2 separate regions of the Homo sapiens genome follow, and region 2 is linked to region 1. The links are chromatin loops, found by intact Hi-C in ENCODE. Cell type or tissue: A673. All regions are shown on one strand. Links, peaks and the distances in the headings refer to the core of each region. The heading gives the core; the rest is flanking DNA.

Region 1 (5,904 bases), core at 1,097-5,096:
ACTTTGGGTTTCTTTTTCTAAATATCTGTCTATATGAGTTATCGCATATGGAAGATTGATTTTATTTTTTCCAAGTCTATTTTCAATTCACAGTGATGCTAGGTAAAACAGAACCTGCCTATGTTTTTAGAAGACAGTGAATTGGTTCCCTACTTTGCCAGTTATAAAGCCTTGGACAAATTATTTAATGTTTAGGTCCCTTTTTCTCATTTGCAAAATGGGAATAATCATGTCTACCATGAGGGGATGAAATATAAACTAAGATAATTTGAAAAACATTTTTTTTACATTCCCTAACACATAGTTACACCAAAAATATTGTTGGCCAAGGAACAATTCAAAAACAAAACAGTAGGAAGGAAAAAAAAAGGAAAAAGAAATTAAAACGCTCAAGTAAATAAGAAGAATATTCTGAGAGGGAGCCTCAAAAATATAAAATTATGGGAATCAAGTTAAGATTAGAAAAAGTCAGGGACTAAAATAAAAACTGCATGTCATGCCATTGCAGGTTTAGATAAAGTGAATGAAATTTGGTGTTTTAAAAATAGTTTCTGGTCAGAGGCAGTGGCTCACACCTGTAACCCCAGCATTTTGAGAGGCCAAGGTGAAAAGATTGCTTGAGGCCAGGAGTTTGAGAACAGCCTGGGCAACAAAGGGACACCCCTGTCTCTACAAAAATTGAGAAAGTGAAAAAAAAAATTAGCCAAACATGGTGGTGCATGGCATGCACCTGTAGTCCCAGCTACTCAGGAGGCTAAGGCAGGAGGATCACATGAGCCTAGGAATTTGAAGCTGCTGTGAGCTATGATTGTGCTATTGCACTCCAGCCTGGGTGACAGAGTGAGACACCCCATCTCTAAATGAATAAATAAAGCTCATTATGGAGAACAGATGCTTGAAACGAAATAGAGAAATTGCCCTCCTGATGAAGGGATGAAGAAGTTTGAAGCATGAAAATTGTAGTAAACACAAGCTAAAAGGTTGAGCAGCTCTGGTCATCCTGAAGACAGGGGGCTGCAGTTTCTACCAGTGTGGCTGTCACAGTGTCTTTGGGGAGGGCCTATGTCTCCTCCACAGATTCTTGCCATCTGTCAGTCATCCTTGTTGGTTCTTGAAAAGCTCCATTTTGTGAGTTTAGATCCAAATCAAGCAAGTCAGGGGCTCAGCTAACTTTGAGTTCATGGACTTTAGTTGAACTGATCAGCAGCAAATTCATTCTAGCTAAAATTTCAAGTTCATTCAGAATGAAAATACTGGGAAACAGTTTCCTACCTCTTTATCGTAGGATCTCAGTACAAGTTTGTTTATTCATTCATTTGTTTATTCAGTCAATTATTATTGGGTGTCGACTGAGTGACAGACTCTGTGCTAGATTCTGGGAATGAAACAACTAACTACAGAAGAATGTTCCCTGTCTTCTAAAGGGTACAGTTATTTTAGGTAGTCTCACCCAACCCTCCCAGCATCCCTACACAGTTGTTTTTGGGGCCCTTCCCTACTGATCAACATGCTCCCAGCTGCCTTTGCACAAGGCTGCAGCATACTAAAGTCACCCAGGGATTCTCTTAGAATGCTTGCTAAGTTTAAATATATACACTATGTCGAGATCCTCTGAGCAACTATTAATAGCTGTATCAGGTCCAATGGGGTTAATCTGAGATCTAACATCAAACGGGGGAATAACATATCAAAACTAAAGTTCAAACTATAGATAATAAAGATGAAATAAGTTAGTGGATGGATTGAATGGCAAGTGGAACATGAAACATACATTTTGGATTCTTGATCACTCTCTTCTTTGATTATGACTCTTCCTTTCTGGCTTCACCTCATTCTAGTCTGTTAGGGATAATAAATAGCTAATATTTAATGGTGGTTTTTTATGTGCCAGACACTATGCTAAATTTATCTCATATAATTCTCACCTCAAAGAGATGGATATTATCACTATTTTTTTCCGATAAGAAAACTGAGGCACAGAGAGGTTAAGCAAATCCTCTAAGAGCATTTAACAGTGGAAAAATTGTGGGGCTACAATTCATATGCATGAGTTTTTTCAGAGCTGACATTCTCAACTCTATATTTTGTCTCCTTCAACCATCCTGCCTCTCTTTCTTTGACTAGATTTAATAGGCAAATTGATTTTTATCTTTTGTGTTCTCTATCTGGGATTCTTTCTGTCTTTTGGTTTTTCTTCAGAAAATTTCAAGCAAACAAAAGTAAAAGAATGGTATAACAAACCCTGTATATGCATCAATCTTAAATTCTCTTTACTTTCACCTGATCAATCATAGTTACCTCACAGATAAACCCTACATTTCTATCTGCCTGCTGATCTGATTATTTGATTGTGGCATTCTTGATATTTTTAATGTACTCCAACAACCACTGTGGTTCAGAAGGACTGATCTAAGGATTTTTCTATGATGCTTTACCTCTAAGCCCTAAATTATCAATCATATAATTCTAGGGCTTCCCATCTGCTTAAATCTGTAGTGCAATATACAGACAGATCAGCATGTTAATTGCAAAAGGCAGACTCTTAATGAATGCTTTTTAATGAATTAATTAAACGGTGAAGTACTTAAAAAATTGTGACATAGAATAAAGAAGACATAGGCATGCTCTTAATTTTTGTAGTGAGGATAAAAGAGTTTGCACTTTTTCTTTCATGCACCAGGGGATTTTCTAAAGAATTTTTCTCATCTTAGGGAAAGATAAAGTTGTCCATAACCTGTTCCTATAGAATAAGACTCCCAAGAAGAGGATTTTTCATGGCAGCATTGGTTAAACTGTTGATAAGGAAGGATTGGGAAGGGTTCTACTAGACTTAGATTTAGGAGGGATAAAATACTGATGGGAAATAGCATGAGTAAAATTATACAGCAGGCATGAACTTGCAAAAGCATTTCCTTTGAAGTAGCCATCTCTTTCATGTTGTGTTGGTTGCTGTCTGAAGTTTGATCCTTCCTTCCTTCCTTCCTTCCTTCCTTCCTTCCTTCCTTCCTTCCTTCCTTCCTTCCTTCCCTCCTCTGAAGAGAATTTTCAGTTCTCTTCAGACTCTATACATTAACCTTGGAAATCCCACTCACTCTGATGGACTAAATTAACCAATATATGAGACGATTCTTAAATGTCTAATTCCAGCCCTACCTTTTTCTTATCTCCAGACACATTAATTCAGCTGCCTTTTGGAAATTGCCACTTAGATGTCCTCACAGTTTCCTCAAACCTAGGATGTCTGAAATAGAATTCATCGTCTTCCCATTAACCACTCCTCCTTCCATTTTTCCTACTGTACAAGATGACATGCCCCAATTGCCTAAGCCAAAAACCTGGACTCCTCATTGTCTTTTCCTCTCCGTTTGCCATTAATCACCGTGTCCTGTTGAATCAGCTTTCTAAATATATCTCCAATCTGTCACCTCTCTTCATCCTCACTACCACATACCAGGCCTCTGTCATCACTGGACTAGAGTACTGTTAGAGTTTTCTAATGACATCTTTCTCTAGTCTTGCTTCCCTCCACTTCTTCTTCCTCCTTCCCACCAAAGTGTTACTCTAAAATGCAAATCTGCCTGTATATGGCCAGCTTAAAACTCTTCAAGTAGTCCACATTAACAAACTCTAAACTTTTCAGCTTAGCAAACCACTCTAAGACCTTCTTCCTGTATGTTTCCTTGCATCCTGGATTTCAGACATATTGATCTGTTTGTAGCTCCCAGCACACATAGATGATTCCTCAGCTTTGTGCTTTTGCTCTTAATCTTCCTTCTAAAATGAAGCCTTTAGCTTTTCTCCTTCTTCATACCCCTACCAATGACAGTCTACTTACCCTTCAAGATGTTCCAGTCTCAGCTCAAGGGGTCCTTCCTCTGTAAAGCCTTTCCTGAACCACTCTAGTAATTTCTACCGTGAAATTTGGTCATTTCAAGGGTAGAATTGAACGTGTGCTCTACTGTGTTCATTAGAACCTAAAACACATATAACTTTTATTTTGCTGACATTTTAATATATCCATAGCTATTTATGAAGAGTGTTTTGTTTCTTCTACACCCAGCACCATTTCTGGCATAGAGTATACTAAAAATATTTCGGTTGTTTGCTTGATTGACAGATTGAATAAATGTGTACTCCTGAATAATTTTCTGTTATTATCATGAATATGTTCTTATATTTTGTTTCCTTTTCATTATTAGAAGTCTTTCCTATGTCTTTACTACTAAATGCTGTTATGGAATTAACAATTTATATAGAATTATTATCTTGTTTTAGGTTGCTTCCTATTCTTTCTAATCACTGCTCCCCCACCCAAGATTTATTTACTTCAATTTGTTTACATAGATAATGCCTTAAAAAGTTAGAATTTAAATCTTTAAAACAATTTCTACAATACCTTTTAAAGTAATACTTACAGTTTTTGTTATTATCATCTTTAAAATATCTTCTTTCATCTTATTTAGACACCATTACCTCTTTCTAATTACAATAAATTTCTGGAGAGAGTCAACCTCTTATCACTTCTAATTTGGTAATTTCACTTGGTTCCTTTGGGCACTGTTATTAGAAATTGATATGAGATGAGATTTGGTAGATTTGATTGCTTACTTCAAGATGGAATCTTCTTTACTCTTTCCGTTGGAAATTTTATTCAGAATGTATTGAGAGCTGAAGGTTTTCTGGGCTCTTACTAGGCAGGAGTACGAGATGAGTAAGCAGAGCTGCTTACCTGAAGGAGTTTATAATACTGAAGGAAGAGAAGACAGTTATACGGAGAGCTGTAACACTGAGATGGGATAAATGCTAAGAGAAAAAGATGAAGTGCTGTAGGAGGAGAGAACAGAGACTTATTTCCAGTAAGGAGATCGAAGGAAAGCTTCATAGAAGAAGGGAGCTTTGAAAATTGACTAGGATATCAACAGGTGATGATTGGGAGAGGACGTTACACACTGGAAAATAAGGGTGTTTGGTTGAGGTGGAGAAAATATATAAGGTATGGAGAACAGGGGTACAGAGCATCCAGAGGGTGGGGTGGCAGTCCTACAGGATGGTGAAAACTGGAATGATGGCCATATTAAGGAAGCCCTTGAATGCCTCACCATCAACCGAGGCCCACTGGGGGCTTTTGAATAGGGCAGTGAACCTTCTTTCCTTTTGCTATTATCTACCTACAGCAGCTTATCATGTTCCCCTTATCTTTCATGCTCTGCATTTGCAAAGAAATTGCCAGGCTATCGCTTCTCTTTAAAGACCTTCTTCTCTAACCACACTAAGTTATGCTATTTTTTTTCCTTACTCAATCTTTTGACACAATGTTTTGCTATTCAAACTTCAGCCACACTTTGTTGTTGTTGTTGCTTTTGGGACACTGTTACTAGGAACTAGCTGATTTGGAGTAAAGATTGTTCTGCAAGTATATTCACTGTAAGAAAGGATTCTTATCAAAACTTTCTAGCTTGCTACATGTCATTTAATTTAAATATTATAATCTCTACTTAATATCTGTTGTGTCATATGAATGATGCCCACCAAGAAATGTTCTCTTGGGAATGTCATCTTGCTTCTTTTATCTTACTCTTTTTAAATTCAAAGATTTAGATTTCATTCACTTTTGGGATGGTGCAGTACAAGTCCTGTCAGACATATATATCACAACTCTTTCCTCCCGGTTTATGTCTTGCTGTTTCATTTATCTTGAAGGAGGTATTTTCTAAGCTGCTTTATTCAGACATGATCTATATACCATAACTTCATCCATTTCAATTGTCCAATTTAGTAGACTTTAGTATACTTTCAGAGTTGTATAACTATCATAATATAATTTTGGAGTATTTACATTTCTCTAAAAAAGACATTTTGTACCTAATTACAGTTATTTCCTGTTTTTTCCTCCCAGTCCTAGGC
Region 2 (4,952 bases), core at 953-4,952, 180 kb before region 1:
CCTCCCAGGCGATAGCTACTGGGCTCCTCGCTGGCCTCACTGGGGGCCATCCCGGGCAGTGGCCTGCCCTCCGAGGCCCGCGGGACCCAGCCCAGAGCTGAGGTTGGAGTTCTCCGGGCCACGTTCCGGGTCGCTTAGGCTCGGAGATTTCCCGGAGACCGTCGTCCTCCCTTTCTGCTTGGCACTGCGGAGCTCCCTCGGCCTCTCTCCTCCTCTGGTCCCTAAGGCCCGGAGTGGTTGGCGGTACTGGGGCCCGTCGTCATCTCTGCTTCTAAGGCATTCAGACTGGGCTCCAGCTGGGACCGGCAGAGGAGGTTCTCAAGGAAACTGGTGGGAAATATAGTTTTCTTTCGTCTGGTCGTTTAATTTAAATGCAACTTCCCTTGGGGACATTTTCCTGGACGTTAACCAGACCACCTTGAGATGTCGTTGATGACCTAGAGACCCAGATGATGCGTCCCAGGAAAGTTCACTGCTGACTATTGTCACTCTTGGCGTTATATCTATAGATATAGACCTATGTACATATCTCCACCCTGATCTCTCCGTGGACATGAAACCCACCTACCTTGTGAAAGCCCTACGGGTGACACATGACTACTACGTCTCTGTCCCAACAGGGGCTGGGCCTCCCCTGCCTAATAGTTGCCAGGAGTTTCGCAGCCCAAGTGAATAATGTCTTATGGCTGAACGTGGCCAAGGACTCCTGTGATTTAGGTCCCAGGAGGAGCAGAGACGTCCCCGCCCCGCCTGGGCCCTGCCGCATTCAAAGCTGGAAGAAGGCGCTGATCAGAGAAGGGGCTTCCAGGTCCTGGGTTAGAACAACAACAAACAAACGAAACTCCACAACAGACACGCCTGCCCATGACCCCACGCAAGGACATAGGAAGTTCTGTCGCCTTCCTGCTCCGCGGATAGCCGCCTGCCGTCTGCTGCCACCAGAACGCACGGACGCTCGGGGTGGAGGTAGTCAATGGGCAGCAGGGGACCCCCAGCCCCCACAAGCGCGGCTCCGAGGACCTGGAAGCGGGTGCCTGTCGCTCTCCGCAGGCTCCGCTCTGCCTCCAGGAGCAAGATCCCCAAAAGGGTCTGGAAGCTGTGGAGAAAACCGCAAGGACGCGAGTCCAAACCCGAGAGTGCGGAGCTGGGTCCTGTCACCCGGCTCCAACGCTCGCCGGCGCCGCCGCCAGCCGCCCCTCCTTCCCGCCGCCCGCACAAATCAAAGCCCCTTGCGAGGGACTGGGAAATAGTTGCCTTGTCATGTAACACATTGCCCTGATTTATTATAAAATTTTAACGAAATCATGCATATTTTAACAGCCTTTAATCACTGCATGAAAATTTAATTCATGAACTGTAGCGCGTTTAAATAAATGAAGTGTTAATTCATTAGGATTAATTAATTTGTTAAAGGATTGTGTGCAAGGTTAAGGTGGAAAGAAAACTCTTTGTTGGTTTCGCGTCTTAATCGCCAGGTTTCACGAGTAATAATAAAATGAAAGGAAACCGCAGGGCGGGCCGTTCGGGTGGAGCTTGGGCGGGACCAGCCCGGAGCGCCCCCGAGAAAGTGGGAAAATCGGGCTGGAAGGGCTAGGGCGCGTCTGTCTTCCCGAGACTGGGGAGTGGGGGTCCGGTGGGGGCTAGAGGGGAAGGGAAGAGCGGGCACCGGCGGCGGGAATCCGAGAAGGCCGAGTTCGCTGTAATCCCAGGGACAGAAGAGGGCTCAGAGCCGAGGCTGGCGGGCCGGACCCCATCTCCCCAACCCGAACACAAAGATGACCCGGTGGGTTAGGCGAGGTCGCCCCTTCCTGCCCTCAAAAGGTCAAGTCTCGTCTTAATGGACAGATGATGGGCCAGCTCGCCACCGCCTAAACGTTCCAGCGCCCAGGGAGCCACTGTCTCGCCATCAGGCCGCCGGCTCAGGAGGTTGGGGCAAGCCCAAGAGCCTCTGGGGACTCCGAGAGGAGGCGGAGCAAAGCCAAACGTGTAAACCCAGGCTGGAGCAATCCGGGAAAACTTTTTTCAAATAGGAGCCCTGATGTTAAGGAATGGTTTCTTCAGCACCTCTTCTGAGACACAGGCTAAATAGGCGTATCCTTCAGCACAGCCCGACACACAGGAGAGGTGTCCTCTTCTGCGCAGAACTCTTATTCACCCTTCAAGACCCAGTACGAGTAACAGGTCTGTGAAGACGCCAGACTTTCTCACTGCTCCACGCTATCCCCAACAGGGGCATTTTTCTACTCACAAATAATGTAAGTATCAAAATGCATTAGAATTGCATCCTCCCACCTCCCAGTAAGTCTCAGTAAAGGGCCAAGCCATATCTCTTGGGAAAAGGATCTTTATATCCCCAAATTACAAACGTCACATAAGGCCCACACTTCTACACACCAATAAGCTAACATTTATTAGAGAAGGTCTGCTCCTTATTAAGACACAACACTTAGAATCTAGGATAATGACAAGAAAAAGACATAGCAGGCCTAAGAATCTGCCTTGTTTCTGAAGTGGAGCTGCAACTCAAGGCATTCTAGACTGTCTCAGTCATATAAAACTGAAGATCGCCCTAACTTGCACTCCAGGTGGGTTCTGTAAAGAAATCTGCATCTTCACAGATGCTTCCTAGCTGACTGGGGTTCCGAGAATTAGGCAATAAATGTTCACTGTGCACTCAGATCATTGCTTAAAAGGTTTTCTCTGCCAAGTATTATTAAAAGGATCAGGTTACATCGTGATAGGCCAAAGCTGTGTTGTAGGACTCCCACAAATGGGAATGAAAGAACTTCTTATGAGGCTCTGGGAAACCCTTCTAATCTAATAAAGTACATCCCATAAACAGTTAATCTCAGTTTGATTCTCTCTACAAATACCATCCAAAGGCACAAAAGGGGGAGAAATCTAGTGTATGTATTTCACTTTGAATCATTGAAAACCATTCAAGTAGAAACAAGAAGTTCCTGAAACATCATAGACTCAAGACCAAGTTGTCTTTTTCAGTAGTCTTTTCAAACCAATGTAGATGGCCAAGAGATGATTGGGAAACAAAGCCGACTTGAAATTAAAGGACTGTAAACTACTGTACCATGTTCTTTTTTTGTGTGTCAGCTAACTCCATAAAACAGGAAAAAGACTTGGCATTTTTGGATGGAATGATTTTAAAAATAAAAGATGAATACTAAGTCATGACCAAAAAACAAACAAAACTGCTAGCATCCTGTCACATTCCCATAGCCAAAGCATTTTAAGCAGTCAAAAGATATTTTTCTAAAAACATGAACTGTCTGCTTCCTTATCATGAGTACATCTTTTTCTATCATAGCCTTAGTGAAATTAACCAAGACAGGAAGGTTAACTTAATCTAAATGTCAGAGTCAGTGTGAATCTATTAAGTGGCACACACACAACTCCCACCGTTGAGCTTCTGTTTAGTAGTCAGACTCAGGAACTAAATGCTACTGTAAAAGAAACATGCTAAGCCCAAGAGGTCAAGGCTGAAATGAGCTGTGTTCGCACCACTACACTCCAGCTTAAGAGCGAGACCCTGTCTCAAATGTAAAAATAAAAAATAAACATGTTAATACTTCCAAAATACTTTAAAAATAATTCTTGGAAAGTTTCAAAGCCCTTTGTCCTTTAGTCTATAAATATGAATTCTTTATTACACAAGGGAGAAGAGCAGAAGCTCTAGAGCCACAGACCCAGCTCCAAGATATGGTTCATATCTATTCCAGCTGTGTTATTACTCTTTCTCGATTTGTTTTTCTGTAAACTGGGGACGACAGTACTTGGTTCACAAAGTTTTAAGAAGGGATTAGATGAAATAAGGAATTAGATGAAATAGAGGTTAACTTAGCAAGATACTTAGTTTTAGTATAAGATAGGGTTGTTTTTTGTTTGTTTTTGCCTGGAGTGTGTGTACATAATAGATACATTTAAAAATCTATGAAACCACCATATTTACCATGACATCACATTATGGTAAAGTGGTAAAGAGTACAAATGAGAATGTGTGATTAAAATAAAATCCTACACAGATTAGACCCTTTAAATAAATGGCACACATTTAATACATGGAATACTGTTTTAGGGAGAATGGAGGGATGTTTCTGAATATAAGCAGTGGGAAAATACCTTAGTCCAACATAGATGCTTTCACCTAGGTTAGTCATTAGTAAATCAGGTTACACACTCCAGATATCCATGTCACAGTGTCAGTGTGTATTTGGACTAAAAAGACACATCCTTGATTACAGATAGAAGTACAATGAGGCTTACCCCTTGTCTTCATCCATCTGTACTGCCATGATGAAATGTTTTGGACTAATTTTTAAACAATACAATTTTATTTCTCATTGTTCTGGGAGGTCCAAGATCAAGGCACCAGCAGATTCTGGTGAGGTCTCAGTATCTGCTTCAAAGATGCTACCTTCTAGCTGTGTCCTCCTCACATGGCGGAAGAAGCAAGGAAACTACCCCAGGCATTTTTTTTTTTTTTTTTTTTTGCAACCTTGCTCTGTCACCCAGGCTGGAGTGCAGTGGTGCGATCTCGGCTCACTGCAACCTCCGCCTCCTGGGTTGGAGCCATTCTCCTGCCTCAGCCTCCCAAGTAGCTGAGATTACAGGCGTCCGCCACCACGCCCAGCTAATTTTTTGTATTTTTAGTAGAGATGGCATTTCACTGTGTTAGCCAGGACGGTCTCGATCTCCTGACCTCGTGATCCGCCTGCCACGGCATCCCAAAATGCTGGGATTTCAGGCGTTGAGTCACTGTGCCTGGCACCCAGGCCTTTTTTATAAGGGCACTAATCCCATTCAGAGAAAGCAAAGCCCTCATGACCTAATCACCTACCAAAGGCCCCACCTCTTAGTACTATTACCTTGGGTGTTACAACATGTGAATTTGGAGGAACACAGATTTAGATCATACCACCCCTAAATTTAACCTGTGG

The links. Hi-C counts contacts between places; a loop is a spot of excess contacts. Peaks named below come from ENCODE experiments on the same cell type or tissue, not always from the same donor. Only the 100,000 strongest peaks of a DNase experiment are listed, where the experiment ranks them.
Region 2: a loop joins it to region 1, with 2.5 times the contacts of the local background. A loop is called at or near these places in 1 of 110 quality-filtered maps.

What each region holds. Positions count from the first base shown.
Region 1 is chr13:78,787,746-78,793,649 of GRCh38, forward strand. LINC00331 (long intergenic non-protein coding RNA 331) reads right to left here. Exons shown (of 5, transcript NR_046869.2): 3 at 4,416-4,557; 4 at 1,772-1,839. Among named protein-coding and RNA genes, the nearest start is that of LINC00331, 49 kb to the right of the region's middle. In A673, for the core only: no CTCF peak of the experiment used is centred there; a DNase peak (open chromatin) is centred at 3,216; H3K27ac peaks cover 4,000 bases; H3K27me3 peaks cover 411 bases.
Region 2 is chr13:78,607,829-78,612,780 of GRCh38, forward strand. All of the region lies in intron 5 of OBI1-AS1 (OBI1 antisense RNA 1), which reads left to right. Among named protein-coding and RNA genes, the nearest start is that of POU4F1, 6.8 kb to the left of the region's middle. RefSeq lists an enhancer at 1-513. In A673, for the core only: no CTCF peak of the experiment used is centred there; DNase peaks (open chromatin) are centred at 1,953 and 2,733; H3K4me3 peaks cover 1,667 bases; H3K27ac peaks cover 1,976 bases; H3K27me3 peaks cover 811 bases.